Regions from separate parts of the Mus musculus genome. Here region 2 is linked to region 1. The links are chromatin loops, found by intact Hi-C in ENCODE. Cell type or tissue: left cerebral cortex. All regions are shown on one strand. Each heading gives the region's core, and the rest is flanking DNA. Links, peaks and the distances in the headings are about the cores only. Region 1 overlaps Zmat4 (zinc finger, matrin type 4). Region 2 overlaps Zmat4 (zinc finger, matrin type 4).

Evidence for each region. Peaks named below come from ENCODE experiments on the same cell type or tissue, not always from the same donor. Only the 100,000 strongest peaks of a DNase experiment are listed, where the experiment ranks them.
Region 2: it touches region 1 in a loop (2.1-fold over the local background); 2 of 42 quality-filtered maps call a loop at or near these places.

The regions. Positions count from the first base shown.
Region 1 is chr8:23,893,298-23,909,299 of GRCm38, forward strand. Zmat4 (zinc finger, matrin type 4) reads left to right here. Exons shown (of 7, transcript NM_177086.4): 4 at 8,718-8,874. Among named protein-coding and RNA genes, the nearest start is that of Gm51564, 140 kb to the right of the region's middle. In left cerebral cortex, for the core only: no CTCF peak of the experiment used is centred there; DNase peaks (open chromatin) are centred at 7,517, 7,828 and 10,032; H3K27ac peaks cover 2,451 bases.
Region 2 is chr8:23,734,577-23,750,578 of GRCm38, forward strand. It overlaps Zmat4 (zinc finger, matrin type 4), which reads left to right. Exons shown (of 7, transcript NM_177086.4): 2 at 13,824-13,929. The coding sequence starts at 13,828. Among named protein-coding and RNA genes, the nearest start is that of Zmat4, 73 kb to the left of the region's middle. In left cerebral cortex, for the core only: no CTCF peak of the experiment used is centred there; DNase peaks (open chromatin) are centred at 6,302 and 6,740; H3K27ac peaks cover 1,957 bases.

The DNA.
Region 1 (16,002 bases), core at 2,541-10,540:
AGCCTAGTCTGGCTTCCTCTGCCTGCACCCTAAAGGAGCATTAGGCTTCAGACAGTGTCTTCTCTGTCTTGTCTCCAACTAAATGGACTCTCCCATTACATACCCAGCCTTCTCACCTACCCAGACCTACCCCACACTCCACCTGTAGAGTATCTCACACACCAGGGAAGTCTCCCCTGTTCACCTATTTACCCAAGCCATTTCCCACCTCTAGACCCAATCCTCCCACACATCGCCTCTTTTTCTACAACTACTCTGTCAATAAAAAATTCTCTGAATGACCTAAATAAGTTCATGTGCCAAGATCTCATCCCCCGCAAAATACCAACAATGTAAAAGATCAAGCCAATCTCTCCTCTCCAACACCTATCCCTCCTGTAGAAATGTCTGCCAATGAGAATTGCTAAGACAAACTCCAAGGCATAGAATTTTGAAAGAACAATCATACATGGATATAAAGAAGAGGGGTCTATACCAAATAAGCAAGGAGTGTGGAAAACTTAAAACAACAACAACAATAACAACAAAAAGACAAAGAACATGAAAGGAACACACAGGAAATCCAGAACACCATGGTGGGGAAAGCTAAATCTTTAAATTATAGGCATAAATAAGGGAGAAGAATCCCAAGTCAATGGTATCAACAAATCATAGAAGAAAACCTTCCCAAATGAAGACCAGGTACACCCATACAGATATAAGAAGCACATGGAATGGCAACCAGACAAGAGTTTTTTAAAAATTCCCATGGTATATCATAGATAAAGCATTAAGTATACACAAAAAAGTGTACTGAAAGCAGCAAGAGAAAAAAAAAACCTAACCAAACCAAATAAAAGCAAACCAACCAACCAACCAACCAGCCTATACAAGCCACAGATAAATTAAAAGTCATCAGAATAACAGCTGATTTCTCAGTGGAAACTCTGAAAGCCATATGAGCCTGAAGCAATGCATTCTTAGTCTTAAAAGACTGTGACAGCCAATATAGAAAAATATACCAAGGGAAACTATCTGCCGTGATTGAAGGAGAAAGAAAAGGTTTCCGCAGCATCAACATTCTAATTATATCCGACAAATCAAGCCAAAGAAAAATACAGGAAATATGATTTCCAGCTGAAGTGAGGAGTGAGCACAGCAATAGACCTGTGGAAAGAAATATGAAGCCATACTTATTAAAACAAAGTACCGCTCAGAACACAAACACCACCGAAAATCAACAACACGAGGACAGCAGTTAGCACACCATTTTAAGTATTAATGGCCTCAAGTCTCCAATAAATAAACACAGCCTAACTGAATAGATCAATAAACAAAATCCATCTGTTGTCTATAAGAAACGGCATTAAATATAAAAATCACCTTACAGTAAAAGGACAGACAAAAGAATTCCAGTGAAATGTGACCAGGAAGCAGCCAGGCGTCACTGTCCTAATCATTTGACAAACTAGACTTCAAAATAATACTAGTCAGAAAAGATAAAGAGGGACACTTAATTCTAATTAAGGGAACAGGTAACCAAGAAGACATTTCTTATCCTAAACATGTTTACTGAAATCTGGGGCATTGCATTTCATAAAACAAAAGAAAACAAAAGAAAACAAAACACTACCATTGGAATTAAAGACTCAGATAAACGTCTACCCATTAATAGTATGTGGTTTCAATACCCCACTTTCCCCAATAAACAGGTCATCTGAACAAAAATTAAACATCAGGATTGAAGGACTAACATCAGGATTGAAGGACTTGACAGTTATCTACCGAATATTCCACACAAATACCAGAGAATACATATTCTAGCCAGGATGGCATAGAAGCCTTTCTGAAGTAGATAATATCCTGTAACAGAAAGTAAATGCTTCCAAATTTGAAGAGACTGAAATCACTCCTTGTGTACTACCTCAAAAGAATGAAATAAAACCTAAAGTTGACAGCACACATATCTCTGGTAGAGACACAAACTCTCGCCAAGATGAAACAACTCATTAGTAATGATAAGTGCGTCAAAGAGGAAACCAAGAAAGAAATGTAGAACTTTTTGCAATTAAATGAAAATGAAGACACAAAACCAAAGACCCCCTGGAACATACTGAAAGCTGTCCTGTGAGGTAATTTATAGCTCTAAGTGCATAAATGGCTCAGTGGTTAAGAGTACTGAGTTCTCTTCCAGAGGTCCTGAGTTCAAATCCCAGCAACCACACGGTGACTCACAACCATCTGTAATGGGTTCCAATGTCCTCTTCTGGTAGGTCTGAAGAGAGTGACAGTGTGCTCATATACATTAATTAAGTAAATAAAAACTTAAAAAAAAATTTTTCCCTTGCCAGGCAATGGTAGCGCACGCCTTTAATTCCAGCACTTGTGAGGCAGATTTCTGAGGCCAGCCTGGTCGACAGATTGAGCTCTAGGACAGTCAGGGCAACACAGAGAGACTCTGTCTTGATCATACAGTTCAAATGGTAAGAAAAACAAGGACAAACCAAATCCAAGCCTAGCTTACTTCAAGAAATAATAAAAAAATCAGAGCAGAAATAAAGAAATAGAAACAAGAAAAATAATTTTTAAAAAATGAATGTATCTAAACACTGGGTTTTTTTTTGTTGTTGTTGTTTTTGAGATGATGAACAAAATTGAAAGATACTTGGTCCAACTCACTATAAGGAAGAAAGAGAAGACTCAGATTATGATAATTAAAATGCAGAGGCAAACACAACAGCAGTCAGCAAAACCAGGAAGAGGGATAACATTTGAAATGTTAAAAAAAAAAAAATAACCAAAAGAGATAATAAAGATGTTGTTACACACACACACATACACACACACACACACACACACACATTCACATGAGAAATTCAGGATAATCGAAGAGGATGTTTTAAAAATCTGTACTTCATTAAGTTGAGAAACCTGAATGAAATGGATGAATTTCTAGATTTGGCCAAACTATCCATTGAACTAAGCCAATTGACCCAAGAAGTCAACATCTAAACAGATTGGTAACAAAAGAGGCAGCTAAAAAGTCTTTTAGCTAAAAAAAAAAAACAAATATTCAGGGCCAGTGTATTCTCAGCAGAATTCTACCGTACTTTCAAAGAAGATCTACAGCTAGTCCTTCCTAAACTATTCAAGTCAGTCAGTCAGTCAGTCAGTCAGTCAGTCAGTCAGTAAGTAAATAGCGAAAAAGCACTCTCAATGGTTTCTATGAAGCCAATATCACTCTAATACCCAAACCAGGTAAAGATACAACAACAACAAAAAATAAGAGGCCAATGTACCTAATGAACATAGGTTCAAAAAATGCTTAATAAAATAGTTGCCATCAGAATACAGACATATCATTTCTTGGCCTTTTGGCTAAGGTCAAGTGCAGAATACAGACATACATCAAAAAGATTATTCAACATGATTGTTTGGGCTTTGTTCTTGAAATGCAGGGATAGTTCAAAAGATGTGATCAATAAACATAATGAGCCACATAAATAGACATAAAGGCAAGAATCACATGATTATTACAATAGGTTCAGAAAAAGCCTTAAACAGAATTCAACATGCCTTTATGATAAAAGTCTTGCAGCGTGTAGAACCAGAAGGGACCACACCCCAGTGTCCCTCAGTATAAGCTGTATATGAGAAAACCACAGCCAATATCATCTTAAATGGAAAAAAGCTTGAAGAAATCTCTCTGAAGTCAGAAACCAGAAGGGATGTCCACTATGCCCACTCTGTCTCAATACTATGCTTAGATCATTGGCTGGAGCAATAAAGCAAGAGAAGAAAATCAAAGGGATACAAAGAAGGATAGAAGCCAAACTATTGCTTTGCAAAATGATAGGACACTGAACATTAAAGATTCCCAAATTCTACCAGAAAATTTCTAGAAAGTATAAACAGAAAAGAAAGATAAGCAGTATTAGCAACATGACAGGACACAGAGTCAGCTTGCACAAATCAACAGATGTCTTACACACCAACAGCCAACATACCGTTAAGGGGATCATGTATGGACTCCCATTTACACTGGCCTTAAAGAAAAGGAAATAGCTATGAATAATCCTAACCAAGGAAGTAAAGGATTTCTACAATAAAAATTTAAACTTCTGAAGAAAGCAATAAGAGAGACACTAGAAAATGGAAAGACACCGCATGCTATTGCGAATTATTAAAATTTAGTAGAACTGGTAGAATTAGAATTGTGAAAATGACCATTTTATCAAAAGCTATTTGCAGATTCAATGCAATCCTAATCAAAATCCCTATCTCATTATTCAGAGAAATAAAATAGTGTACTAAAATTTACACGAAACTACAATAGGCACCAGACAGGCCAAACAATTCTGAGTATAAAGAACTGTAGAGGATTGCAGTCCCAGATCATATGATACACCACAGGGACACACTGATAAAAACAATACAATCCTGACACACACAGACATGCATAGCAACAGGACCAAGTCAAAGGCCTAAACATGAACAAATCTAACTTCAGCCACTTAATATTTGACAAAGATGCCAAAACACATATGTTGAAGAAACAGAAGCATCTTCAAGAAATAGTCCTGGGGAAACTGGATGCCCACATACTCAAGGATGAAACTAGGCTTGTATCTATCACCTTGCACAAAGACCTAAACATGAAATCTGAAACAATAAAACTGCTAGAAGAAAGCACAGGTGGTACCCTACATGACGCAGGTATAGGAAAGGCCCTCCTGAATACAGCCCCATATGCTTAAGAACTAAGATCAACAGTTGACTTTGGGGACTCAAGAATCCTCTGCACAGTAAAGAAACAATCAACTGGGCGATGGAAGCCCAGAGAACTGTAAAGAATTTTTGCTAGTTAGACATCTGACAAAGGACTGATTCCAGAATATATAAAGGACACAGAAAACAAAGACTCAAAAAAAAAAAAAAAAATCAAACAATCCATCCTAGCACCTGGCCTGGAATGTAGGCCCTGAGAAAAGTAAAAATATTGCCTCAGAAACACCTCAAAAAAAAAAATGTTCACTATCTTTAACAATTAAGGGAATGGAAATTTATACATACTTGAGTTTTTATTTTACTCAAGCAAAATAGGGGAAACCTCACCAAAACAATTCACACGAAACCCTGCCGTGGACGTAAGGAAGCGCCTCTATAAGTTTCACTTTCAGTCGTAATAGCTAGAGAGTGGAAGCCATCCAAATGTCCTGCAACTGACAAATGGATAACAAAAATGGACAAGTGCACTCATCTGGACACAACTAGAAGAGGACGTATTGAGTCAGGTAACCCAGAACCAGAAACGCAAATGCCAACGGTTCCTTTTCGTCTGTAGTTCCTAGTTCCAAATCTTTAGATGTGGAGACAGAGCCTGGGATAATTGCAGAAACCAGGGAAGTATAAAATGGCATCATTGCCAGGGTAGAAGGGTTGGGGAGCAATAGATAAGTATGGCCTTAGTGATGAGAGGACTGGGAAATGGAGGTTACTTTAAGGAGGGAGATGTATGTAAATAAAGAAAAGGGAGAGCAGGGTAGAAGGGACCAGCAGTGTGCAAGGGATTTGATTGGGGCAATGGAAAAAGAGAAGCATTTTATTGGAGAGCGAGGGAGGAAAATACAAAAGAAAGGAAAACCCTTAAACTTGTAGAGACTTGAGACCCTAGGGAAGGCAGATGCCCAGAGGTAGGGGATCATCCAGGAGAGGGGACAACATCTGGAATGTAAATAGATAGAATAATTAATTAAAAAAATTAAAATAAGGCTTCCTGGTTAAGCCACAAGGAATCATACTATTAACTATTGACTTTCAAAAGCTAATAAATTTAATAATGTTTAATAATATGCACACACACACATATATTTATTTAATGAGCTTTTTGTCTTAACTGACATTGCTCCTACCAAGAGCCAGAGACCACCTAAGATAAATCCCAATACCAGGCATGAGTAGCATTCTTTTGTGCTGCTACTGGCCAGGGCTGGCCAAGAGATTCCCAAAACATGCAGCTTATGGCAGGTGCTTTGGTTGTCCCTTAGAAGTCGAAGGTAAATTTCAGTTGCCGACAATACCATGTATTTCAGAAACAGGGCCCAGAGAGCCTGAGCTAGAGCTAAGTCAAATGCCTCCTGCCTGAGGTCTAGCTTTCATGGTACCCAAAGATGCCATTCAAGCTCCCACAAGAGGAAGCAGCAAGTGATCCTAACCAGCTATGATGCTGATGAACCACATCAATGCTCAGCATGGAATGATGATGCTCAGGATGCACTAGTGGCACACACACCTTGGCAGCAACTAACAGCTCTCTAGTTGGGCTTAAGGCCTGTTTAATAGAAGGAGATTCAAGCCTGCTACTGGAATCCTACACAACTAGTGAAGTCGTGGGTATGGAAGGATAACCATCTACAAGCACTGCTTTACTAAACCAGTGTGATTCCTAACAACAATCTAAATATCTGTCCTTATACCCACAGATACATGTAGTTTCAAGTTTACACCAAGGAAACTTGCTTTTGCAACATTATGAGAGACCACTACAGGAAGACCTAGGCTAACAAAATGCATCTGTGGAGCCAAGTCCCAAGGATACATATATAGAAGACTCTTGTACCTAGGGCTTAGGGAACATTGAGAGGACAAGATGGGAAGGGTACAAGATTGGGGAGTTTGCTGTGAGATGAGTTTCCTAGGAAGGTCAGAAGCAACACACATAAAGTCTCACCTCCACGATTCCCTGAACTTGGTCTAGACAAGCACTGAAGCCCCAACCCCACACAAGGGATGCTGAACGTGGGAGAAAGTCTTCCCAGAGAGGAACACACCCACTAGTTATCTAAGACCCAATAGTTTTCCCTAAAAATGCACATAGTAACATACCGTCTGAGTCGGTTGTATTGAGGAATGTATATGCACTCCCATGTACATATATGCACATAATAATAATATCTTATAATGATACAAGATGCCATACATTTGAAAGAGAGCAAGGGGGGTGTATCTGGGAGTCTCTGAATTTAGGGAAGGGTAGAGAGAAATGATGTAATCACATTGTAGTCTCAGAACATTTAACCATTTGATTAAAAAGCACATAGGACTGATTATGCCTAACACACTGTGGGAAGGTTGCCAGTTTGTTCTCTATTTCCCCAAATTCCCTCAGCCCCTCACTCTTCAGTGGACGCATTATACTTTCTTCAGTTGCTCTGAGATTTGATGTTGCCTGGTATGCCTGGACTTTCCCTCTCTACTCTGCACCCCCATTAGGCTTGGTTGGAGAGATCAGTGAGAGCCAACTCTCCCATTCTTCTGCCAGGTCCGTTTTATTTCCTAGCAATGTATATAGTGGCTTGTAAATGTTCATCTGAAAGCCAAACTTCAAGTAGCTTAGCTAACCTTCAGCAAGGGAGAATGCTCCCCAGAGCAGGGTCTTGTGGGAATGTGGCCCTTTGGGGTCGACTTACTGACTCTGACTACTATCCCTCACTCCCAGCATCTCAGAATTTGAGTCTGCTGTTCCTTCCTTTTAAGTATAGGTCAGCCTCCTGGAAGATACACACACACACAGAGACATGTACACACCACACACAAACACACATACACATATACAGAGAAGAGCTATCTTCCCACATACCCAAATCTAATTATCAGAGACCTCATTTATGCTACGTTAAGGAAGGAGTTAGTTTTCTAACTACCACATAATGTGTGTAAGGCAACTCTCTAGCAGTACGGACATCTTATAATTATGCAAAAATTATATAATTCTCTGTTCCTCTCAATCCTGTCCCCACCCTCCTCCTTGTCTCCATCCAATTTTAAATTTCATTTCTGGGTTTTCTGGGTCTCTAGGAAGGGACTATTGTGGGGGTAGAGATCTGCTAAGGATGTTCTTTCACAATGAGATGCCTTGCTCTTCTGGTTCCACTGAGGAACAGATTGGGTCCTTATCTTAGAGCCCGCTGTACCCTCAATTTCCAACGAGGCAGGAGGGGAGGCAGAGGATTAATCTTCTGGGAGAGTAGAAGTAATTGATGACCTGCAGACACAATGGCCATGTCCCATGCTTTGACAAAGGAGTTGCTTTTTCTCTGATTCGCGACTCATTTTCATTAAATCGTACAAAGGCATAAAAATTAAGCCGGACTAAGCACCCCATGCAGCGGTCAGCCAATCACCTTTTCTAAAGAAGAGGGAAAAAAATTACACAAAATCTTGCCAGAAAAATTTAGGTGGTGTGGTCATCACAGCGCTATGATAGATATGCAAATTAAGTATGAAAAATGTTCGAGTCCTTAGAGAAACTTTTTTTTCCCTAAACACAACTTGAACAGTGCAGCTATGTATCCTGGTGAGGCTAAAATTGGCAAAGGCAGAGCTGAATGCCAAATGATAATTTCTGCTAAATAATTCAGGCCATGTGAACTTTGATATTTCCCTTACTTTAATGAGTATAATGTGGGCAATTACCAACTACTCTTCTCACAGAGCCAGACAATGTGCTTTTTCCTAGTTATGGGCTTCATTTTTCTTCGGGTAACTCATATCTGCAAAGTTTGCTATAAATGCAGGGCCTTGCTCATGCGACCGCTGCATAAATGTATATTACTGAGGTGATGGTAATTATAACGAGGAAGTTTAGCATGTCTGTAAGCTGTTCATCAATAGACAAATCTTATGACATGGGACTTGAGTTCTTCTGTGACACTGTCTTTCTCCTTTTCCCCATGCAGGGAAGCGATGCTGACATGGTGGATAAGAATAAATGCTGTACACTCTGTAACATGTCCTTTACCTCAGCTGTGGTGGCCGACTCACATTACCAAGGCAAAATCCACGCCAAAAGGTTAAAACTGTTGCTAGGAGAGAAACCTCCACTGAAAACCACAGGTATGTATGGAAAGAAAAAAAATGATCCAGGCTGGTACAGAGAACCTCTCTTTTCAGCCATAGGAATCAACCTCTTTTTCAGAAGCTACAAGCTTTTTGGGTTAGATGGCAGGTGCCATTCAAAACCCACAGGGAAGGATGGGAAGGCTGAGCCGAACAGGACCTTTAGAGTATGAGTTCATGGGCTTGTGCACTGTCTTTCATCTAATGCTTACAGCCTCCAGGATGTCTGTCACGTTGATTGCATATCATGTGAGATACACATCTCTAGTGCTCTTTCCAAGTTCAGCCCACAGTCCACATTGGTATGGTTGTGCACACTGCATAGGTAGTAGGTTCTTGCCAGTGTCTATGGAAAGCAATTAGCATCCTTGACATTTGTGCTTTGACTACACCAGGGTGCAGTGGCATCCTATGTTCTTAGTTTGGTGGAGAAGAAGCACGAATAAACCATAGTCTTCATAGCCACTTTAGTTTGGAGATAAGTGTGGATTTGTGGCATTCCTGCCATTGTTACTGGGAAGTTGTGATTCTAACCTATTAACTTTCTTCAGTAACTTAAATATTGATCACAGATTAGCTGATCTTCTAAATGTTTAACTAAACAACGTCTTTGGAGGTTTAACCAAATTATGAAACTAAGATTTTTTTTTTTTTTTTTTTTTTTTTTTTTTTTTTTTTTTTTTTTTTAGTAATTTAGCAATGCTGGAACTGTTTGGACAAGATTTACATTGTGATGAAGATGTTATTGTGCTGGGTTATAATCCCAAGAAGTTAGGGGATATTTTTCATTATGTCTCCTCTTGCAGTGCAATTAAAATTTAGTAGTGCATTTTATCTTGCTGTCTAATGAATCGTGCATAAATCGTGGGTGTAATTATTTTTAAATGGTATTTGGGAAACGAGAGAGCGTCTGAAACAACGCTTGGTTTTGACTTTGCTGGCTTACTTCTTCAGCTAATTGCTTAACAACTAGCAAGGAGTCTTTTCACACCATTTCTCAACTGAGTTTGAGTACAGGATAATGTTTTCTTGGAGGTGGATGTGACATTCAGGTGTAGAATCGTTTTGTCTGGAAATGAGTGCAGCTTATTTTGGAAGCCCTGCATGATGTGGCATTGAACAAGGGGCACTCTGTTGAGACGCTTGTTCTCTGAAAGGCTGAAGTACTAACCTTGTGACCTACGCATCGTCAGATCTCTTAAAATAGACACCTCAAAGAGAGAGTCACTGGAAAATTTCTATCTTTTCTTTCTGTGAATGAGTAACTAGCTCATCTGTTCTCTTTGCTTATGCAGAAGACTGCTGTTAAATTTCATCTGGAACTCAGGGTATTTGGAGGTAGTGCTGCGAGGAGAGAGGCTGTATCTTTGTTATCACATTGGCTCGCAAATGGGAAAATGATTATTTATGTATCAAAAACTATCCCATGCCAAAAATAGTTCTTTATGGTTTTGTATCCATCTTCAGGAATTTAAATAATACAGGAACTAGGACATAGATCTCAAGGATAGCTTATTAACTCTCAATATATTGCAAAGACAGGAGCTGGCAAGATGGCTCAGTGGCTAAACTTACTAGCAAACCTGAGAACCCGAGTTTGACTCCTGGACCTCTGTGGTGGAAGGAAAAAAAATTTTTTTTGTGCACTTATTTTTTTTTTATTAGATATTTTCTTTTTTAAATTTCAAATGCTATCCCGAAAGTTTCCTATACCCACCCCTGCCCTACTCCCCTCCCCACCCACTCCCACTTCTTGGCCCTGGCATTCCCCTGTACTGAGGCATATAAAGTTTGCAAGACCAAGGGGCCTCTCTTCCCAATGATGGCTGACTAGGCCATCTTCTGCTATGTATGCAACTAGAGACACGAGCTCTAGGGGTACTTGTTAGTTCATATTGTTGTTCCACCTATAGGATTGCAGACCCCTTCAGCTCCTTGGGTACTTTCTCTAGCTCCTCCATTGGGGGCCCTGTGTTCCATCCTATAGATGACTGTGAGCAACCACTTCTGTATTTGCCAGGCACTGGCATAGCCTCACAAGAGACAGCTATATCTGGGTCCTTTCAGCAAAATCTTGCTGGCATATGCAATAGTGTCTGGGTTTGGTGGCTGATTATGGGATGGAGCCCCAGGTGGGGTAGTCTCTGGATGGTCCATCCTTTTGTCTTAGCTCCAAACTTTGTCTCTGTAATTCAGAAGGAAAAAAAACTTAAACTGTGTCCTCTACATAAGCACTAAGACAAGCATGCCCTCCAAAAAAATATAATAAAACATTAAAACATACACACACACACACACTAGACACATGGATACATGTATTCCAAAGACAAAATTCAGGCCCTTTAAACTGGGTTCTTGCTGTCTATGGTGCTATCTTAGCTCTTCAGGTTACAGAGATCAAGGAACCTGTTAGGCAAGACCAGAATGGGAAAGGATAAATTACACTATCAGCTTGAAGCATCTTCCACTGGGGAGCAGAGAAATCTAATTGTCATATCCTAGAATGTACTGGCTGGTTTTGTATGTCAACTTGACACAAGATGGAGTTATCACAGAGAAAGGAGCCTCCCTTGAAGAAATGCCTCCATGAGATCCAGCTATAAGGCATTTTCTCAATTATTGATCAAGTGGGGAGGGCCCATTATGGGTGGTGCCAGCCCTGGGCTGGTAGTCTTGGGTTCTATAAAAAAGCAAGCTGAGCAAGCCAGGGGAAGCAAGCCAGTAAGGAACATCTCTCCATGGCCTCTGAATCAGCTCCTGCTTCCTGACTTGCTTGAGTTCCAGTCCTGACTTAATTTGGTGATGAACAGCAGTGTGGAAGTGTAAGCTGAAGAAACTCTTTCCTCCCCAACTTGTTTCTTGGTTGTGATGTTTTGTGCAGGGATAGAAACTCTGGCTAAGACATAGACTCTTTCTCATCCATTTTCCATGATTATTATACCCTCTTATCCACCTGCTTTGAGCAGAAAGAATCTTGGAAGGTGCCAACCACAGACCAAATTGGAGTCCCAAGAAGCTAAACTGAACCTCAGGCTTGGGATTCTGCCAGCCATTGGGCACAAAAATATGTAGAAGTAGGCAATGGAAGGTGTGTCCTAAGCTAAAGGGGAGACCATGGGTGGGACAAAGGCTAGCATGTTAGTGTGGCTGCAGAAAGCTTGAGTGATCGAGGAATGTTGCCCACAGTCCTTGGCAGCAGGACTTTGGATGCAGACCAGAGGTTTGGGGAGAATCCGAAGAGATGCCCTTTAAGAGGATCACAGGTGAGTATCAGTTAGGGAGCAGGAATTGGGTTGGAGAATCAGCACAGGAAAGAGAACAGGACCCTGGTCCCAGGCTTCAGGTGTTGGGTCTAAAATACAAACCCAGTTATTGTAAGGGAAAGGACTTAGGAGCTGGAAAAGACCCAAGCCATGGCATTGAAGGTGCTTTGGATTCCTTGCCTAGCATAACATTGCCTTCCTCTGCAGGCCACAGCCTTTCCTAACAGCAACTTAGAGCGAGCTCAGTCCGGAAGCTTCCCCGTGCACATGTACACATGGGCTAGTCCTGCCTGATCAGCTTAGCTGGCTTGAAATCCTATCTGTAATGAAAACAAAAGGGGGAAAACAAACAAACAAACAAACCAGACATGCAAAACCTAGTTCACTGAATGTTGATGCCAGAGAGAAGCAATACCCTGCTCAGGTATGCCTCTTATGCTGCCATATCGTGAACCACTGCCTCTCAAACTCTGGTGATTTCTGAGTGGACATATTTCATCTAATGAAGAACAATCAGGACCCGTGAATCACTGTCTCTTCCACCTGCATCTGTACTCATATCAGACATCAATTAAGCATTCCGAGGGACCTAATGCCCTTTGAGCTGCCTTCTTCAGATAAGAACATCTTTACTAGGACTTCTAAATTGCATAGCCAACCTACTGGAACACAAACCAGTTCCATGCCTTCTTGGTTTTTGTCTTAGAATCTCTGGTCTGGATATAGCTGTGAAGACAAAAGCACATGGAGGGATGCTGGACCAGAGAACTTGAGGTACAGATTCTGTCCAAGTGGGAAGGGTGATTTATGCTGCCATATAATGTCATTTGCAGTGAGACCAGAGAAACTGGGCTGTGCAAAGAGAGGCCAGAAAGCAGAAGAAGGCTGTGTCAGTTAGCTATCACTATAGCAACAGGACAAAGTTTAATTTATGGCTGGACACTCAAAACTCATACAGACAATTTTTAATAAAAAACAATGATGACTATTTTTAAAGTAAAAAAAAAAAGAAATCTATTGATATTTGAACCTTTCCATGACTCCTCCTCATATCATAAAAAAGGGAGTCTCAGGGGAATTGCAAGATTGAATGAACAGGTAATTCCCAATCTACCCTTCAGGGTCCCTTTTCTCCAGCCTGATTCTGCTGCATGCTTCTTTCTGCTTCAGAGTCACTGCCAGGCACAATTGAGAGGGTCACTGATTTGATTGATGGGCTGTGGCAGAGCCCTGGGAGGCCGGGACAGTGAAGGAGAGAGGATATGTTCATAGTGTAACCAGCATCCTGAGATTTGTCTTAGAGCAGAGTCCCAAAGGACCAAAATGATTGTGAGTGGCTGTTATTGAATCCTAAGTCCAGAGTGAGTTTGATATCTTGCAACTGAAGAGCAGTGTCTATAGTTTCCAATGTTTGCAGGGGATAGGATTGGGGCTCCTGTGTTTGAGATCCCAGATTTGGAGTTTTATTCATGACTCACTTTGCTTTTAGGTGTCTACTAGGGAGGTAAGCACTCACCAGAAGTGCCTTTTTCAGGGCATGGAGAGTGGAAAATCCTACTGTGTCATTGAAATGTCTATGCCTGATAACTTGGTGCTTTCTCACTCGCTTCTACCAGTTCCCATGAATGCGAGGGAAATGGGCTTTTTGAAGAAATTAGGGTCCAAACAGTAAGAAAATGATGTCATGAAGTCTCTTCTTGGAGGATGAATAAATGAATTGAGTCTGTTTAGTATATAAAATACATCACTCTTGAGAAAGTCTTTAAAACACTATCATAGGAAAGAGCTGTAATTGTGGAGCATGTGTTTTGTGTGCAGATGTGTGTTTGCTCATGTGCCCAAGAGCAACAGATATAACCAGAGAGTAGGCAGAACGTCAGAGTTAGGTGGGAGCTCAAGACCGGGAAGATTCTGTTGATACCCAGAGATGTTCACAGGCAGAATGCGAATGTGGGAGCTGTTGATGAGGAGTCTGCTGCTGATTCTTGGAGCTTTTCCAGTTGGGGTTCCATAAGTGGTTAGTTACTGCTTAGCTTAGATGACTTTTCAAAGCCCTCTAAATCAAACATTTCCCGACGGCTGACACATGCAGGTAGACCCACTGATAGGATGGCTGGAAAGAGCACTGACCTGGGATCCAAGGAACCAGGAGCTCGGGGAAAGTGCGACCAGAGTCAGTTTTATACTTTCTGGTTGGAACAGGAACACGTTCCTCTCCAACTTCAGTCTTCTTGTCTGTTGTTTTGTTCTACTGCTGTGCATACATTTGCATATATCTCCCTGGTCTTGCGAGGGAAGAGCTTGGTTCCCTTCCACGTCCTGAGCCTCGGATTTGTTTTGCTACTGCCTTGCCTAGAACACAAGAGCTACTGCATTTGAATCTCTTAGGACAAGACTTTCTGAGCTGTGTTTCTGTGGGCTGAGGCAGAGTCTGACACTTGGAGCTGCTGGAAAAGGGGGAACATTTTTGTTGGTAATGAAAGGAGGGACTAGGGACTAGAGGCTGGGGAGGGCTGTGGAGGGCAAAAGAGCAATCAAGGTCTGCAAAATAAGCCTTCAGAAGGCAAGAGATACAGTCAGCCAACAGGAGCTAAAGTCCTAGACTAGCAAGTGGAAGCAATAGGGAGTAGTTTTAAAGACAGAAACACAGGATAAAATAAGAAATCAGATACCAGGATTAGGACTCCAGAGAGAGTCTCTGTCTCAGGAATATAGAAGGATTTCTGTTATCAGAGAGTAAGAGCGGTAACTAAACAGATAGAAGCTTGATACCTAAGCCCAGAGACCATAGAAGAGCCATTCTTCCCCTGCCTGTGCAGCAGGGTATGCACTAAACAGGCCGGCGACATCCTTCAGGCTCTGAGCTGCATGATGGTGTCCTCCTGGCCTCCTATATAGACCATCTTCGATGCTGCTACACTGAGACTGTAGCTGTGTAATATGATTCCCAAGTGACAAGATAGATGGTATCAGGTCTGACATTGGTGGCTCCCCAGGAGCACAATACCAGGCAGCTGAGGGGAAACTAATATTATTTAAAGATATTCCCCAGGACCTGTGTAGCCAGCTTATCATAGTGGCAGGGCATCAAAGTTTCAAGTGGGATCACAGAGACTAGTTCATCAACTTTGAAACTTGAAGATTATTCAGGAGTATCCAGGTAGATCCAATACAATCACAGATGTATTCCGAAGGGAAAAAGGAAGGCAAGGGGGTCCATCTGAGTGATACAGGGGTTGGGAAGGGTCCAGCTGTCTTTGGGTGATGGCAGAGCTGGGGGAAGGTGAGAGTTCTTTTCTGGAATTGCCTGAAGAGTGTAGTCCTGACAATGTAGCTTTTAGCCAGTGAAGTTTGTTTTACATTCCTAACCCGAGGAATGGTAAAAATTACAAGTGTGTGTTCTATGGAAGCCACTAACTCTTTGGTATTTTGTCACAGGTACAGTGGGGACTAATTTTCCTAAGAAGGAGCTGACTTGTCACCCTTATGTACAATTTGCATGCTGTCGTGGGACCCACAGCTGCAGCGTAAGGGCAGCCATGACTGTGGGCAGGGCATGCTGGCAGTGCTGGAACTCCATCTTCATATGGATCTTATCCTTTGGGTAGAGTTGCTCCCCCACACCCATGCGCAGCCATGGGCGACTGGTTTCCAGGTAGTATACATGTCGCTCTCCCAAGTTTTGAAAGCTTGACATATGTGCTCTGCGTTAGCTGCCGTTCCCTTTCTCACTTTGTTGACTCACATTCTCAAATGTGATGCTCGACTTCTGAATCCCAGCTGTGCCCTGCCTGTAGCTGTTCCACACCTGAGATGCTCTTCACTCTTCCAGTATGTATCTAAGCACCTCCCATCCTGCTAA
Region 2 (16,002 bases), core at 3,187-11,186, 160 kb before region 1:
AACTAGAAGTTGTTCAGGCTTCTTCTCACAAAAAGCCCAGGAGCAACAAGGATCCTAGGGCAAAGCCAACAGTGCACCTGAGCCAGCTCTTCTGTGGGTATAGTCATTTCACAAACATGTGATAAACTATATTGAGTTTGACCGTCTATGGTCATATGACATCTCAAGGGATAGCTTTTGTTTTCGGGCAGAATAATCTTCCCGGTTGCTGCTCTTCCTGCTCTCCCCCTCCCGATGGCAGCTTCAAGGGGGGGGGACTGTAGTGTACAATTTTCTCTTTCATGGGACTCCTGGGTAAATTAGTCAAGGAACTCCCTCGGGTGCAGGTGGCTTGAAATATCTCATTAGGAATAGCTGTGTGGGAAGAAAAAAAATATTTTTAGCAGTGGGTAGGAAGTGTTACTGAAATATGACTTCTTTGACATTATGGATCTCAGAAGCATCAGTTCAAGTCAGATGGTAGATAGTATCTGTAGCTATACTGTGTGTTCAAAAGGACAGGAATTGATTGGGACTCAACCCTAGCATATTATTAAGCAGTATTGAAGGTATCCCAGGATACAGCTTCACCAGAAACAATTCATTTCCTCCCATCACATAAATGCTATTTTGTGACTAGGTTCAGGAACTTCTGGAGTTGCTGGGCTCTGGGAATCGATTCAGCCTCTGGCTGTAGAATATAGTGCATTGCTAGTCACCAATGAGGCCAGAGTTCAGTGTGGACCTACTGTGTGAGGTCTGCCTTATGAAGGAGCAGCAGTAAGGCATGCCAAAATTAGGGCTTGCCAGGAAGCAGACTTCTGAGGGCTTGGGGCTCAGGGGACTCACTAGGGATGCTCTTGTGGAGAGGGAAACCTGTGGAGGGCACAAACGGAATAAGGTGAGGCAGGGAGAAGCTGGACTTCAGTACAGGGACTTCAGTTGGGAGTTGGCAGCTGAGGTGACCTCTTGGTGGTGGGCCACTGTGAGTAGCAAAGATCAGAATGCTTTTCCTTTGTGACCCCAGCTGGTGGCTGTGGCCTCAAGGGAGGAGTGACAGTGAGTGAATTATCATTTCTCTGCAGCAGAGGATGGTCCTGAAGGACTGACTGCCAAGGCTGCATGCTACCCACATCCCCAGTAATTGGGGCAAGATTCTCCTTGAGGTGGTACCTGAACTGCTGCATCTCCATGTTTCCAGTCTTCATTCCATAGTTAGTCCTGGTTACTCAGTCATCAAGTCCGAGCCTATTGACTTGGGGACACGGGACACAACTCTATTTCTGGTCAGTGAGAAACAGGAATAATTGCAGCCAACGCTCTCCTTTGAATGCAGTCAGTACTTAGATATGCAGAATGGTGTCACAAATATGGCCACATGTCACAGATGCCCGGGCTTGACCTTTGTAAATAAGATGTCCCACATGAGATAAGACCCCTGCTTGCATCCGGGTTGCCAGGCACTTTTGGGTGTGGCCAGGAGGAAGGTTCTTGTAGGTCATGCTGGTGCCACTGGCCGGTCAGACATGCGTTGTGTACCAAGAGTTAAAAATGGCGGCGTTATTCCTTCCTGGCCAAATGGCTCTCTAAAGGAAACAGCTAAAAGTTGGAAGTGAGTTATAGGAAAAGAATGCTACTGGGTTGGTGGGTATCTCCATTTTCCTTTTTACATAAAAGGGGGCATGGGTGTCATTTTGTATTCTTTCTTCATCTGAAGGGATTGGATTAGATGATCCCCCAGACTCTATGTAATGACACAATGTTTTAAAACTTGTCTGTATCTTGGGATGGCCTTATTCTTTCTCCAGGATGCTCAGACACAATAAGATGCTCAGATACAAAAGGAGTGTCCCACTTCCCTTCGTCTGTCTCACCACCTTTTCATCTGACCTTCATCTTCCAGTCAGGCCATCTTTCTCTTTGCTTGCTATCTGTTGTGAGAGCAGGCCCTCCCAAGTCCTTTCAAACCGGGGACATGGGAAAGAGGAAGCATAGAGGTGAGAGGTCAGACTGCTGCTGGTAGGTGGGATCTTTGGGAGGGGTCACTGACAATTCTCTGTCAGGCTAGAGACCAGAGTGAAGGTAAGTAAGCACGAGCAACAGAGGGCATTGCCAGCCCATATGGACATGCTTGGTCTGGCCCCAGAGCCTGGGCTGGAGCAACCCAGCCAGGGGATGAATATGTATCAACTCAGTCTCCCTTCCAGGAAGCTGCTGAGTTGCCATTCATCTCGGCTGTTAAGGAGGGAAGAATGGATGGGGGGGGGGGGGCAGGGGTGGGAGGGTGGATTAGAAAGTATAAATAAATTAAGAACTGACTAGAGAGATGTGTGTTTTCCTCCCAACATCAGGGCTGTTGCCAGACAGCCAAGCTGTCACTCCTGGCGAGGTGACAAGACCCAGCTACGCTGATGTGAAGCACTTGGTCACTACCTGGCATCCCAGTGGTCATGACCATCTGCTCAGTTTGCCCCCTCATATGATACCAAAGTAGATTTCAGGAGACAGGAGCGTAGTCCTGCCAGAGGTAGTGAGACAGATCTGCTCAAAGGCAGAGAGAAAGAGCAATATTGCTAAAGGGCCTCCAGGATCTGAACTCCATTTCTGGTCAGCGCATTAATAACAGGCTTCAGCCTTGAAAAACAATGCCTTGCATTCCTATAAATCTATTTTAGTCTCCAGAAAGTAGTGGACTGCATTGCCCCTGCTGTGAGGGAGCAGCCATACTGAGATCATAGCTGACCCCTCTGTTACACTGAACACAGGGGCAAGTGGAACAGTCTAATTTTTTTTCCTAGCTCCCCCACAAGACATATAAGGTACTTGCCCAGGTAAATGGTGCATGTCTGTACAAAGTTTTTCAGTCATACGAAGCTAATCATTGCCATATAGTTAAGGTGATGCTAGATAAATCCCAGAATTGGAGTGGCTGAGGACATCAGAGGTTCATTTCAGGAACTTGTAAGGAGATTCTAGTCTGTTCAGGTCTTCAGTGCCCCTGTGTTCTTGAACTCTTGAACGCAGGCTTTCAGGTTTACCAAGGTGACAGTATCCATCCTGGTCAAGAGGGAGAGACCAGATTTCAGTGTGCACTGGACCTTCACAACCAAGCCTAGAAGTATATATACATCACTTATACACAGAGATTAGCCATATGATATTTTGGATATAAGAGTGGACTTTAGTCTAATCTTTTTTAACTGGAGACTGAACCAAAAAAAAAAAAAAGAGCTATCTGTGACATAGAATATAGATGCTTCATTTTCAAACAATCCTGCCTTCATTGGTATATACATGGTGTCTGTTATTTATCTTCTGGCATCTATATGCCATCCATCCATCCATCCATCCATCCATCCATCCATCCATCCATCCATTCACCCATCCATCCATCCACCCATCTGTCTGTGTGTCTATTTGTCTGTCATCTCTGTCATCAGATTATCACTTTCACCATTTACCATCTGTAATAGCAGAATGAGCACCCACACGGCATCTTCTGAAGCAAGGATTAGATCTGGTAGCATCCTACTCCTAGCTATCTGGTTCTTTCTTGCCCCAATCTTGTTCCTCTCTCACTTGAGGTAACATCATCTTGTATCCTGTGTTTAATTATTCCCAAACATTGTCTGAATTGTATCTTACCTGGATGGATGCCTATGGCTTAAAAATATCTTTGTGCTCTCTTTCCATGTGATTATTAGGTGGCCATGGTGCGTCCATATTCCGCTGTCTCACCGTGTTGTATTTATGTAGCCAATCTATCTCAGTTTATTTATCTATTCTCTGTGCGTATGTGAGGTGTACAAATTTTGCTATTTGAAGAATGTGCCATCCTCATACTTCACCTGCACCACATTGTACATAAAATAAGCAAGCAAGATCTTTTCCCCCTGCTGCTCTACATTGTACATTAGCAAGATCTTTTTCTCCCAGTAAAATGGTGTGAGTAGGACTGTTGGGTTTGTAGGATAATGCTTAGCTTTCAAGCTATCTTGTTAAAAGATCCCGTGTCCACACCTTCTACAGCACTTAAGATAGCCCGACACACTTGCTGTCACCTCACTGTCACACTTGCTGTCACCGGTCTCCTCACTGATTATTCATGAGCACAAGATGTACACAGTAACCTTTACCCGGCTCATTCCCACAGTGGTTGAATTCTCTAAGCCACCAGCATTTCCGCTGCACAGGCTGAGACAAGATGTGTCACAAGACCTCAAACCAGCTCTCAGATTTGAATGGACGTTCTCCTTAATGGATGGAACAGACAGTGAGCTCTGAAAAACTTCTTGATGGGTAGCCAGACCTTCCCCCCAACCCCTGACATATTTTAGTTACTGGATGGAATTAATTAGTTCAATAATTAAAAAGTGAATGGTTAATTAAAATTTAAATTCAAGTGGCACTTTGGCCCCTTTAGAGGTCCTACAGTTTGTTGGTGCCCGGAAGGAAGGTGGTGAGACAATTCAGGGCCGGGCAGTTTGGATTCCTTGAAAAAGGTCCCATTAAATTAGCATGCTGTCATGAAGGAAAGACAGACATAGATATGTCTGGCTGACCAGCTACCTATGCAGTAGCCAAGTAACCAAGGTTCAAAGCCAAGCAATGGTTGGCAATGCTGCCTTATGTCACCTTTGGAGGCAGGCACTGCCATCCAATGATGGCTGCATTGAAGACAGGGCAGCCCTGTCTTTACAGATCATGCAAATAATATACAGTAAAGGAATGCCGGCTTATCTATAAACTGTAAGTTTGGAGACTTGTAGCCAATGTTGAAAAGAAGTGCTAGGATTTTTATTTATTTACTTATCTATCTATTTATGGCTAATTAAAGAAATCCACTTTTCTTGAACATTCACCAGCTTCCTTTGGAAATTGATGGCCCCACAATGAACTATTGCCTTGCTTTAAGATTTATTATTATTATTATTATTATTATTATCATTATATTTTAAAGTGTATATGTGTGCACACGTGGGTACAGGTGACTATGGATGCCAGAAACTCTCAGAACTGGAGTTAAAGGTGGTTGAGAGCTGACCAACATGGGTGCTAGGAAGTCAACCCATGGCCCTCTCCAGGTGCAGCGTATATGCTTGACCACTGTGCCATCGCTTCCTCAATTGAATGGTGGGGGGATGGGGGGTAGGGTCTGACTCTCTAAAATGTGTGTGGCATTGATTTGATTTAATGAATGACAAACTGGGCTGTGCTTCGATCTCTCACTTTCCCTCCCCCACCTTCGCTGTCCTCCTGGGCATAGGAGCCTTCTGTCTCATTATTTCTGTCTGTCCTTCCTTGTGTGGTGTTGGCTCTGGTTTTACTCTGACTTGATATGGAAAAGGAACTGAAAACCCAAGATCTCTACCCTTTGTCCACCCAACTGATGAAGGTACTGGGGTTTATTCAGCAGTGTCTTGCAGAAGCAAACGTAGTTTTCCCTGATCATAGTTTCATTAGCTTGCTAGGCCCATCATCTGGGCATAGACAGATTTGTTACTACTGGGCACACCAGGCTTTTCCCCAGACTGATGGTAAGTATCTTCTAGAAGCCTAGACAGAGGGTTTTCCCCCCTCTACCAGGCCTTTTTGCCTCTGGCACTTGCTTACAGCCCAGTCTTACTGTTAGGTGGAGGGGGACTTCTAGTATTGACATCACCTTGGCCAGAACCTTAGGGGTAGTATGGTGAATGATTCTCCATGAGATCAGAATCTTAGAAGTTCATTAACAGTGCACTAACCTTGAAATCCAAGCAGTGCTAGGCATGTTGACAATACCCAATCAAATCCGAGTAACGAGTAGAGGGGCAATCTACCAGGCTGTGACATGTCTGAGACTTTGGTTGATGACATTTGGTGAGTGGCATGAGATTCCTGAGGGACTTACAAAGAACTACAGAGAAAGGCCGAAGCTGTGGCCTCATTGCTCAGCACCCATTCTGCTGACATCCCACACGCGGGATCTGTGGGTCAAATTTGCCCATCCAAAGGGAAAGGAGCCTGAGAGGAGGAGTGGCTGTGAGCCAGGCACCTGCTGCAAGCACTGTGGCTTGCCTCAGAGTTTGGCCAGAGTGCCACTGTCCTGCAAGCTGGCAGTCTGATGCTGCCTTCCTTCCCAGATGCCACTGGGGCCAGGCTGGGCACACAGGAGAGAGGCTGACAGATGTGGTTCTGGGTACATAAGAGAGAAGCTGACAGATGTGGTTCTATTGCCAGGGTACCCAGCAGTGGCACGTGCCTGTGAGTCAGGAACCACAGAGCCTAGTCTTACAAGGGAAGAGAGTGGCGCCCTTAAGGGGCAATTACTCAAATGGTGTGAGTCAGTTTTGCTCCTGCTGAGCAAACACAGAGCAAGGGAAAAATGTGGGGGTAGAAACAGGGCGCTCTCAGCTCAGGGTAGGAAACAGAACTTGTGGGTGTAGCTGGTTGATGGCTGGTGAGGGTGTGAACCACCAAATTCCTTTATTGGAACATTAGGCCTCCTGGCCAGAAGGATGGCTGTTATTTGGAGAAGCACAGACTCCCAAAGGTTCTTCAAGATGAGCATATCTTTGACCTTCACCCTACACAAAGGCACGATGGGAGATCTTTTATGGGGGAACGTGGGCAGGAGGATGACACTGAAATTCTAGCACAGGCATCCTTACGTGTTCTGCTCCTACTGAAGTCTGCTTGCGACCCTGTCCTCTGGCAGGATTTCGGAACCTACTTTCATTTTTGGAGTAATGTTTTTGGCTTTTTTTCCCCATTTCCCTGCTTAGTCTGCTGCCACGGCAACCAGCCCTGCATCACTGCATCATCCTCTTGGCTTGGAGGGAGATGCAGTGGAGACAGGACAGAGCCATCATCAGAGGCTCTGGGGTGCCTGAGGAGTTACAGAGGAGCACGTTGACTTGTATTTTGAAGCATCCGGTCTGCCTTCCAATTCTTTTTGTCTTTGTTGCTAGGTAAGCTAGTGGAGTAGGCTCTAGTGACAGAGACCTGGAAGAAGAAGGAGGAGGAGGAGGTGAAAAACAGGCATAGCTAGAAAGTATGGGAGATAGCATCAGGGGTCAGGGGATAGAAGCCAAAAAGGACAACAGAACAATCCAGAGCTTATTTGTTTTGTCTTGAAGATGGGCCAGTCCTCATTCTAACCCCCACCCCCACCCCCCGACTTTCTGAGCATAGTTTTTTTTTGTTTTTTGTTTTGTTTTGTTTTGTTTTTTGAGACAGGGTTTCTCTGTATAGCCCTGGCTGTCCTGGAACTCACTTTGTAGACCAGGCTGGCCTCGAACTCAGAAATCTGTCTGCCTCTGCCTCCCAAGTGCTGGGATTAAAGGTGTGAGCCACCACGCCTGGCTTCTGAGCATAGTTTTAATACCAATAAACCAGAACAGAAAAAAACAAAACCAAAAAACTTGTAAGTTGCTTTGGTGGTATTGTAAAATGTGGAAGGTGCATTTGATTTGAAAGCATTCTTAGGGGATCATTGCAGAAGATAAGAGCTCAGGTTGTCTCTGTTGAATACTGGGAAGCAGAGGCTAGAGATGCTGAGAGCAGCCTAGTTATTTCATGGTGGGCAGGAAGGGCATATGGCAGAGAGAGGGGGTGGGGGGTGGGGTTGAGGGTGAGGGTGCCAGACTGGATCAGAAGGCCTGGTTGGCTTGGGCATGGAATGCCATAGTTCCTCAAAGGGTCAGGCTAAATTGAAAATAGTAGTGGGTACCTGATCTGAAGGTTGTCATGTGTCCATATCTGAAATCTTGTGGATATAAACATGGATGCAGAACGTCTATGAGATGGTGGCAAGTCATAGCTCTGATCAGGCCAAGAAAGGGAAGTCTAGGCACTGAGGTCAGAAATGGCCCCTTAACTCATCTGTCCTGGGCTTTCAAACACTTTTTTTAATGGTCCTGGACAGAGGGACCATGGCATAGACTAAGCTGCACACAGAGAGCGGAGAAAGGCAGCCCAGCTAGGGGATGCCCCTGTGGACAGAAGACTCATCCTTGGCCTGGAACACTGACTGTCATGTTGGAGACTCAGGAACCTTCAGGCAAGTTAGTCAGCCCCAAGTCTCAGTGTTTTCACAGAGAAAATAAGGCTTTCCGAAGGGCTGGTGTAGGGGGAAGCCCCAGGCAAAATCTTTACTTCCAGATCAGGAGAGTTCGCAAGGATCACGTACTGTTAGGAATGCACTTAGAGGAGCTGCCATGGTGGCTCTCTGGACTTGGAGAGATCACAGAGCAGCCTCTGTGACACCTGCAGGGCTCTTTTTTTTCAACTTTAATAGATATTATTTTATATTTATATAGCGCCTTCTTTAAGAACCTTTTAAATGCTTTACGGACTTCCTCTCTAATTAATCCCCCAAACAACCCTGTGAGGTAGGTATTACTCCCATTTACAATAGGGAAATGGAACCACAGAGCGGTTAGGTGACTTGCCCAAGGTCACACAGCTAAGCTCCCTGGAGAGCAAGGACTCCAGCACCTTGCCTCCCAGCTCCCAGCCACATCCCTCCTGAGAGAATCTTTACTGAAAAGCATCTTTACACAAAGTATCAGGAGGAGCATGTTATGAAAGTGAGGTCTTCCTGTGGCCATCATGGAAAGAAAAACTCGACACTGACGGCTGAGGCCGTAAGGCCATCTGCCATAGCACATTTCCTTGCCCCTTCCTAAGCCACCCAGCTCCTGTCTTGAGTAACCTTCTAAAGGCGAAGTTCCCATGACCGAAGCTGCATGACAGAGGTGGGCTTCACTTAGAATATTTACTTTTAGTTGTGATAAATCATAGAAACTTTTGTTCTAATATACAAAATTTGGGACAGCTGCCCAAGCAAACATGTACATAATTTCACAGCTGCCAGCTGTGTCTGAAATTTGCATCTGCCCTCATCATAATTGCAGGCAAACAAACAACAATCCCCTAAAAGGTGTGCTGGGCCAGTCACCTTTCTTTCTCACTCCCTATACCCGCCTTCCCCAGTCCCCAACCCAAACCCTGTATGTTTTCTAAGTTTCCCAAGTCTCTGATAAAAATCCAAAATGTCTTACTCAGATCCATCTGCACTATGAATAAAAAGTAAATTTAGAGCCAACATCCAGGTGTCCTTCCCCTGCAAACCGTCCAGTGCAGACCTGAGCCAAACCTGCGGGGCTCTTAGGTTGGGAATGGCACAAGTCTTAATTCCTGGCCTTAAATGGCTACTGAAAGGAGAAAGTAGGTGGAAGGTGGCTTATTAACCACCTGGATGGCCTCCATAGCTAATGGTAGAGTGATGACCACACAGTGAAGACCGTCAGGGCTTCTTTCTTCAGAGAGCTGGGGTGAGGTTGATGCCCCCCACCCCCAATGGAGCATGGCTACTCAGACATCTTGGATCAGCCACAGCAATAAGATGTGCACTAAGATTGCTGGTGCATATGGCTTGCTGCCAAACCTTGAAGTATGTATGCTTCCTCCTGTGGCCCCTAGGGAGCAGGCTCTGGGGGGAAGAACAGACATTGGAGAGGGGGAGACAAATTCAAATCAAGTTCCCCCAGTGAGGTTTGGTACTTCCAGTGATAAAAATAGACCGTAGACATTTCTGGAGTGTGGGGTCTTCACAGGCCCCAAGCTGGCAGGAGGGGTTGTCAGTTGTGCTTCGCTGTCTGAGGATGGTCCAGGTCATAGAATGTCAAAAGGAACTATGATTTCAGCACACCGGGTCGGTCTTCATCCCTGCTCAGCTGCCAATGAGGTTCTGTTTATTTCTCTCCTTAAATATTTACAGTATTAACCCCAAAGCACCACCTCAGAATTGGTAACACTGCTAACAACGATCGGGATATTGACTTCTTAAGGGTCTGCCATCTGCCACTCTGGTCTGATGTTTGACCAACCCTACTACTGATCCTTACAGCATCCCGGTGAGACTCATCCCTTGCCTTTACACACATGGAGAGACCAGAGCACAGAAAGCATTGAGCTGGCTGGACACCTGGCTGGTGAGCCACAAAACTGGAGTGGGAGCTAATGGCTTGTTCCTCCCAGGAGTCTCACGGGGCTCTCAAGGTCTCTTGAGTCACCTTGATTTTTCACACTGTCACTCATGGAGAGGAAAGAACAGTATTGGTCCTTCTTGTGGAGCCCATGATGGTTTCAGCCTGCTGTTAAGAAGGCCAGAAGAAAGCTGCATCCAAGAGCTCTGGAAAGGCCTCTCTGGGCCCCCTGAGATGCACTTAGAACTTGACTGTTGTCAGGTTCTCCTGACAGTCTCCCCATCCCTCTGGGTCTCCTCCATCCATCTTTTAGCTCTCTTTGCTTCCATTTTACTCTGTAATGTCCACAGTTAATCCCTCACATGCATTCTTATGCCCATTGATAAGCAGGTCTTGTGTGCGTGTGTGTGTGTGTGTGTGTGTGCACGCGCCAGGGGAAAAAACCAATTTAGAGTTTGGATGTGTTTCTCTCCATCCTTATCTTATCCATCATTCAGTCTTCATCCAACCTCCTTGGAGAGTTCCCTGATAATCTATCTTGTCATCTCAAGCAAGCTAGCACTTTTTACCAATTTTTTTTTTCAGTTCTTTTTCTGAGAGACTGGAGTGTGTGTGTATGTATGTGTGTGTGTGTGTGTGTGTGTATGTGTGTGTGTGTGTGTGTGTGCTAGTGCACAGTATTTCTCATTATCTTGCCCCTTGAGGATTTGGAACCAAAGATTGTGCCTACTGTCATTGCTCTGCTCCTCACACAGTAGTGTCACAGTGACTATTATATAGTGGCACATGCCTTTAATTCCGGTACCTGGGAGGTAGAGATGCTTTGCACATTTAAGGGAATCCTGGTCTACATAGACAGTTCTGGGCCAGCCAGGGATATACAGTGAGGGGCTGCTGCTGGGACACACACACACTCTTGCTTTTCAAATTTCATGTATTTGAATTTTGAATTCATATGAAATTTGAATATATATGTATTGCCCAATTCTGCATTCAACTCTTATACTGTTGTGCTGTCAATTTCATATACCTGGTTCTCCTAGAATGAACCTAGGACAGCAAAGTCATCCGACCAGATTCACATATGGCCTGCTCCTCTGCTCTGGGTCTCCTGGGGATGGCACCATTCTGGGTGAATGTTGGAAATAATTTAGGTCACTTGAGTCCCTGGTGATGGCTTTGTGATGTGCCTTTGATATGTGCTCTTGGCTGAGCAGCAAAGATTAAACTTTTTTTTTTTCCAGTTAGAAGAAATTAGATGCTTCCATTCTATTATGCTTGTCATTTTACTCAGAATGCCCAAGGACCTTATGCATTCCAGATGGGAAGTCCTCACATTGTAGCTCTGCCTATGGAGGACTCCATGGCTCTGTTGCTCTCCCAATGGCTATAGGAGACATGGCCAGCTGGCATAGTGGACAAGGCTAAGAAGGGGAGTCTGTTCTGCTTTTCTCTCTCTCTTCCTACCTGTTGTGTTCTGAAGGACAGGGAAGTTGAGAGCTCTTCAGATAAGCCAGAGGCGGGGACCAGATGGTAGCTTTCCATCTCAAGAATTCTAGTCTTTGAGTCACGAATGGGATCTTCTCCTTGTCTAGAGAGACCTGCACAGAAGGCATTCTTCACTCGGGCCAGCCTGGTGCTTGGCCAGCAGTGGCCACCCACTAGCACTTACCGTATTCAGGTATTTCGCTCATGCCTCAGACCCACAAGGGTCTTCATTGCCTGTTCCATTGCACGCACACTTGCTCAAATCAATATTCTTACGTAAGATGATGGGAAAAGCCATATTTTCTCTTCTTGTGGGATTTTTTTGGTAGTCTACACATTCTGTGTTCTGCCTTTAAAGCTATTTCTGCCACACAGCTGTTTCCCTGAGACACAGACGCCCACTCGCTCTGCTTAGTCCAGCCTGCACCTGAACATCCTTTCACGGTGCCTGATTCCCGCAGTTGGCCGTAGGATGAGGAAGGAGTGTGCAGGGCGCGCAGAGATGCTTATTAAGCAGGTCACCCATGAATCTATCTTCATGCACTTCTTTATTAAAAATAGCAGAGAAGATGATAATCCTTAAGTGCAGCCACTTACAGGAACTTGGCTTAAAGACGTACGTTCTCACTTACTATTAGACAGTTCTCATGTTCTGTTGCATTTCTTCCCCCGGACTCAGAAGTTATCTTCACCATTTTTCATTCTGGGATGAGAATAAAGATTACAACCGAGGCTATACTATTGGTAGGGCCTGCTTTTCCCTGTTAGACCATTCCCGGGGCCTCTTTGCTTCCTTGGTACTGCTCTTGAAGATGGACCATGCTGAAAACAAGACACGAGGTTATGGGGGAAGGGCAGGACTGAGAACAAGACATAAAGGATTTTTCTTCAGAAGTTCAAGTGTGGGTATCTTGTGAAAACAGAAGATTCTCTGTTGGGCCTAAGACAGAATTAATGAGGGGAAAGTACAACAGGGTAGATTTGTGTTTAATCCAAAAGACATGAAGATTGCAGCAGACCTGAGACAGATTGCATTGAGTATGATGAGGAGTAAACGTTAGCCTATAGCAAAAGGTGGGCTTCAAGCTAAATAACCATTTGCTAGGGACAAATACTTCCAGAAAGTACAGATCGCCATCAGCTCCAAGGCTCATTAGTCTACAATAATTATTGGTTGTTCCAGGTATTTGAAAATATGATTAAAGTTTCATATTTAGCACTTTTAAGATATTGCCTTCTTTGATTTACTGCAATTTTTCAACAAGTGAAAACATCTACTATAATCTCCATATTTGTGAGTTAAACCAAAACCTAGCAAGTGGAGTGATTCGCACACACCACACGGCAGCAGCAATCCTGTGGTGGAACTGGCTTCTTTGGAAAAGGGAACCATTTAGGTCACACCACCGAACAGTACTGAAGTTTTGGACAGTCCAGAAGGTAAGGCGAGGGTGTTAGAGTAGGATGAACCCATCATGCACACAGTGGGCCCACAGGTGGAGACTCTCTTGCCTGTCTATGATGCAGTCTGGCACAGGCTTTATCTGTTGTCTCTCATCACTTCTGTAGGCATGAGGACTTGGGCCACATTCTCACGGCAGGTTGGAAGTAGAGGGTGCATTTATTTACCACTTATTCAGTTGTGGTTTGAGGTGGTTAAGATGGTTTAATGGATTTTGAAATCCCTAAACATAGAAGGCAGTATGCATGGGAAGATCTCCTTGGGTTCCAAGCTGTGATTGCTTTAAAGTGTAGCCACTGAATTCAAACCACATTTTAGGCTGCAGAGAAAGCTTCTGCAACAAATTGTTACTCGATAAAAAAAAATGTCCATTATAGAAACATTTTAAAACAAAGTTATTACAAAACAGTGACCTATCATTTCTGGAAGTATATGACACATATTTAAAAACAAGTTCTCTGCTATGAGCATACATGTCTGCACACTTCTGAATTTAGATTTGTAGCCCACATCTTATCTCTAGGGTGAGGATGTATCAGAATGCTTTTGGCTTATTTCCTATTGTTGCATGAATTGGGTACTTTGCGAAGCTTTGTTCATCTATATCACACGTGTTAATTATTTTGTCACAGAAAAACACTACCTACAAATCTGGTTTGTTTAAGCAGAAACAATAAAGATGGAGTCTATCTTTTAAGGCTCTAGCACCTCCGTTGGATTTTCATAGGCAAATGATCAACGCCTCATTATTGAGATTAGTTGGTATGGTAACATTGGGGGTTGGACAGATCTGTTTTGTTGATCAGCACACCAGCTATTGGGACCCTGGCTTTTCACACATTTAGTGTTCCTCATTATCATCAGAGTAACCGACTCCCTTTCTTCTTCTTCTTTTTTTTTTTTTTCTGTTGACTTTCCTTTAGCCTGATGAAGTCCTCCGATATCGATCAGGATTTATTTACAGATAGCTACTGCAAGGTGTGCAGCGCACAGCTGATATCCGAGTCCCAGCGGGTGGCCCATTATGAGGTAAGGAGAACCCTGCTCACTCAACCACAGTCCTGCTATGGCACTTGAGGATCCTTGCTCCTGGGACTTGGGGAGTTTTCAGAACCATACACCATAAGCCTGAAGAGTGTGAGCCAGGTCTGGACTCTGTTTATTGGAACTAGGGAGTAAAGGTTGGGGAATTTATTCTGCAGCCCTGGGTAAATAAAATTTATTTATTTATCCATGTTTATTAATATTTTTAATGTGTTCTTCCCACCACAGGAACCCTGTGGGCTTCCCTCCCTTGCTATCTCTGTGAGGGATACATATCACAATTTGCTCTCTCTGTGAGGGGGTGTCAGTCAGACACAAAAGTGAAGACAGGCTCAAAGGCCCTTCCTTGCTAGTCACACAGGGAAACTTGGGTCTCAGCAGGAGTTAAGGCACTTCCTCTTCAGGTATCCTTTACAGCGATCGGTGCCCTAAATGTTCATCAGAGTGTAGGAGTCTCCTGCAATCACAAGCACGTTTTAAACCCCAAATATTCCAGAAGGGCATTGTGATCTTTTGCATGGGAGGACTGAGAGATGTTCTTTGATCCTGTATCAGCAGCAGAGGATGAGTGAAGAGGGATTATCTTATGTCCCAGGGAGGACTGCAGAGCCCAGAGGGGAGCACAGAGAACTGGGATCCCAAGACACTGAGTGCTGCATTGTGTATTCTGATGTCTAAAGAACGCAGAGCTCTGGGATAGGGGTTTTCAGGTGTAGTGACTTATAAAGAAGCTTGGGTTACAAGGCTTAGCCAGCAATGTTTGATTTTCATCCGATGATATGAGTCTAATAAGTGCCAGTTGTCACTCTCCCTCACTGAACTCCCCTGAGCCCCAGGTTCCACTATAGACTCCGGAAATAATAATGACAACACACTCCTAACCCCGCCTTCACCACGGGGTTTTGTGGTAAACTGAATGCAACCTTTAATAGTGCTGTGGAAATGCTTTGGAAGCTGAGTGTGTCAAGCATGCAAGAATCTTTTATTGCCGTGCAAACTCCCTCGCTTCAGTGCTTTGATGATGGTGCGTGAGCATGCTCTTTGAACATCTGTGAAATCAACATCTGTGGAAAAGAGTCAGGAGTGTTGCCCACCCCTGCCATTCCACAGGGGACTGGGTCCTGAAACCCCAGTGGTTACTCGAATCCTCTGTGGAAACCAGTGTGATATTTACAGAGAGCCTATGCAAGTCCTCCTGTTATCTTTTCAACAATCTCTTACACCCACCTCACTCCTAACACCTACCTTGCCTCATTTGCAGAGATACAACATAGTATCGACCTGTGGCAAATTTAAATGTTGCTTTTTGTACCTTTCTGGACCCTCCCTCTACCCCACCTCTGTACCCCCACACACTTTTGATTTGTGTGTAAGTAATGGGACCTGGAGGCTGACGCATTATTCTTTTGTGGAGAGGAAGGTGAGTACTGGAAGCTGCAAAAAGTGAATTTGCTTATCGGGCATAAATTCATCGTTTTGGAATAACGACCTCCCTGATCTCTGCGGACAGTGTTCATAAGCATGGAAGCACTGTTACTATGAGGTACCACTGAAGATCAGGGGAGTTGTCCCTGCTCTGAAATTGCACACTCTTTATATTAGAGCCTTTTTCCTTACATTCTTAACCATTGTTCATGATGTATGAGGATAGAAATAATTTAATATATATCTTATTTAATTATAGGCATTCTTAGCATTTGTGAGGTGGACGGGTCTCTTTCCTAAGCGTGCTGGAGATGCTGCTTGGTACCGTACTGTTAGCAGAACCAGAAAGCTAATGTCAGAGTGTTTAAGACAACAAAGCTTTAAAATAAACTAACAGGAAAACAACAGAACCTTTTACCTGCTTGACTAAAGGTATAGTTATTTTGATCTCAGGTTCTTTTATTGATGTACTGGACTCTTGCTGTGGTGTGATCTAATTGTTTATGGTACGTGTTAATTGAACGTAGCACACATGAGTCAGGAAAAATACAGCAGCCAATAGATGCCCATCAACGGTGTCACACTTGGGCCCAGCATCCGTTAAATGCATTCCCACTGAATGTGGGTGGATGC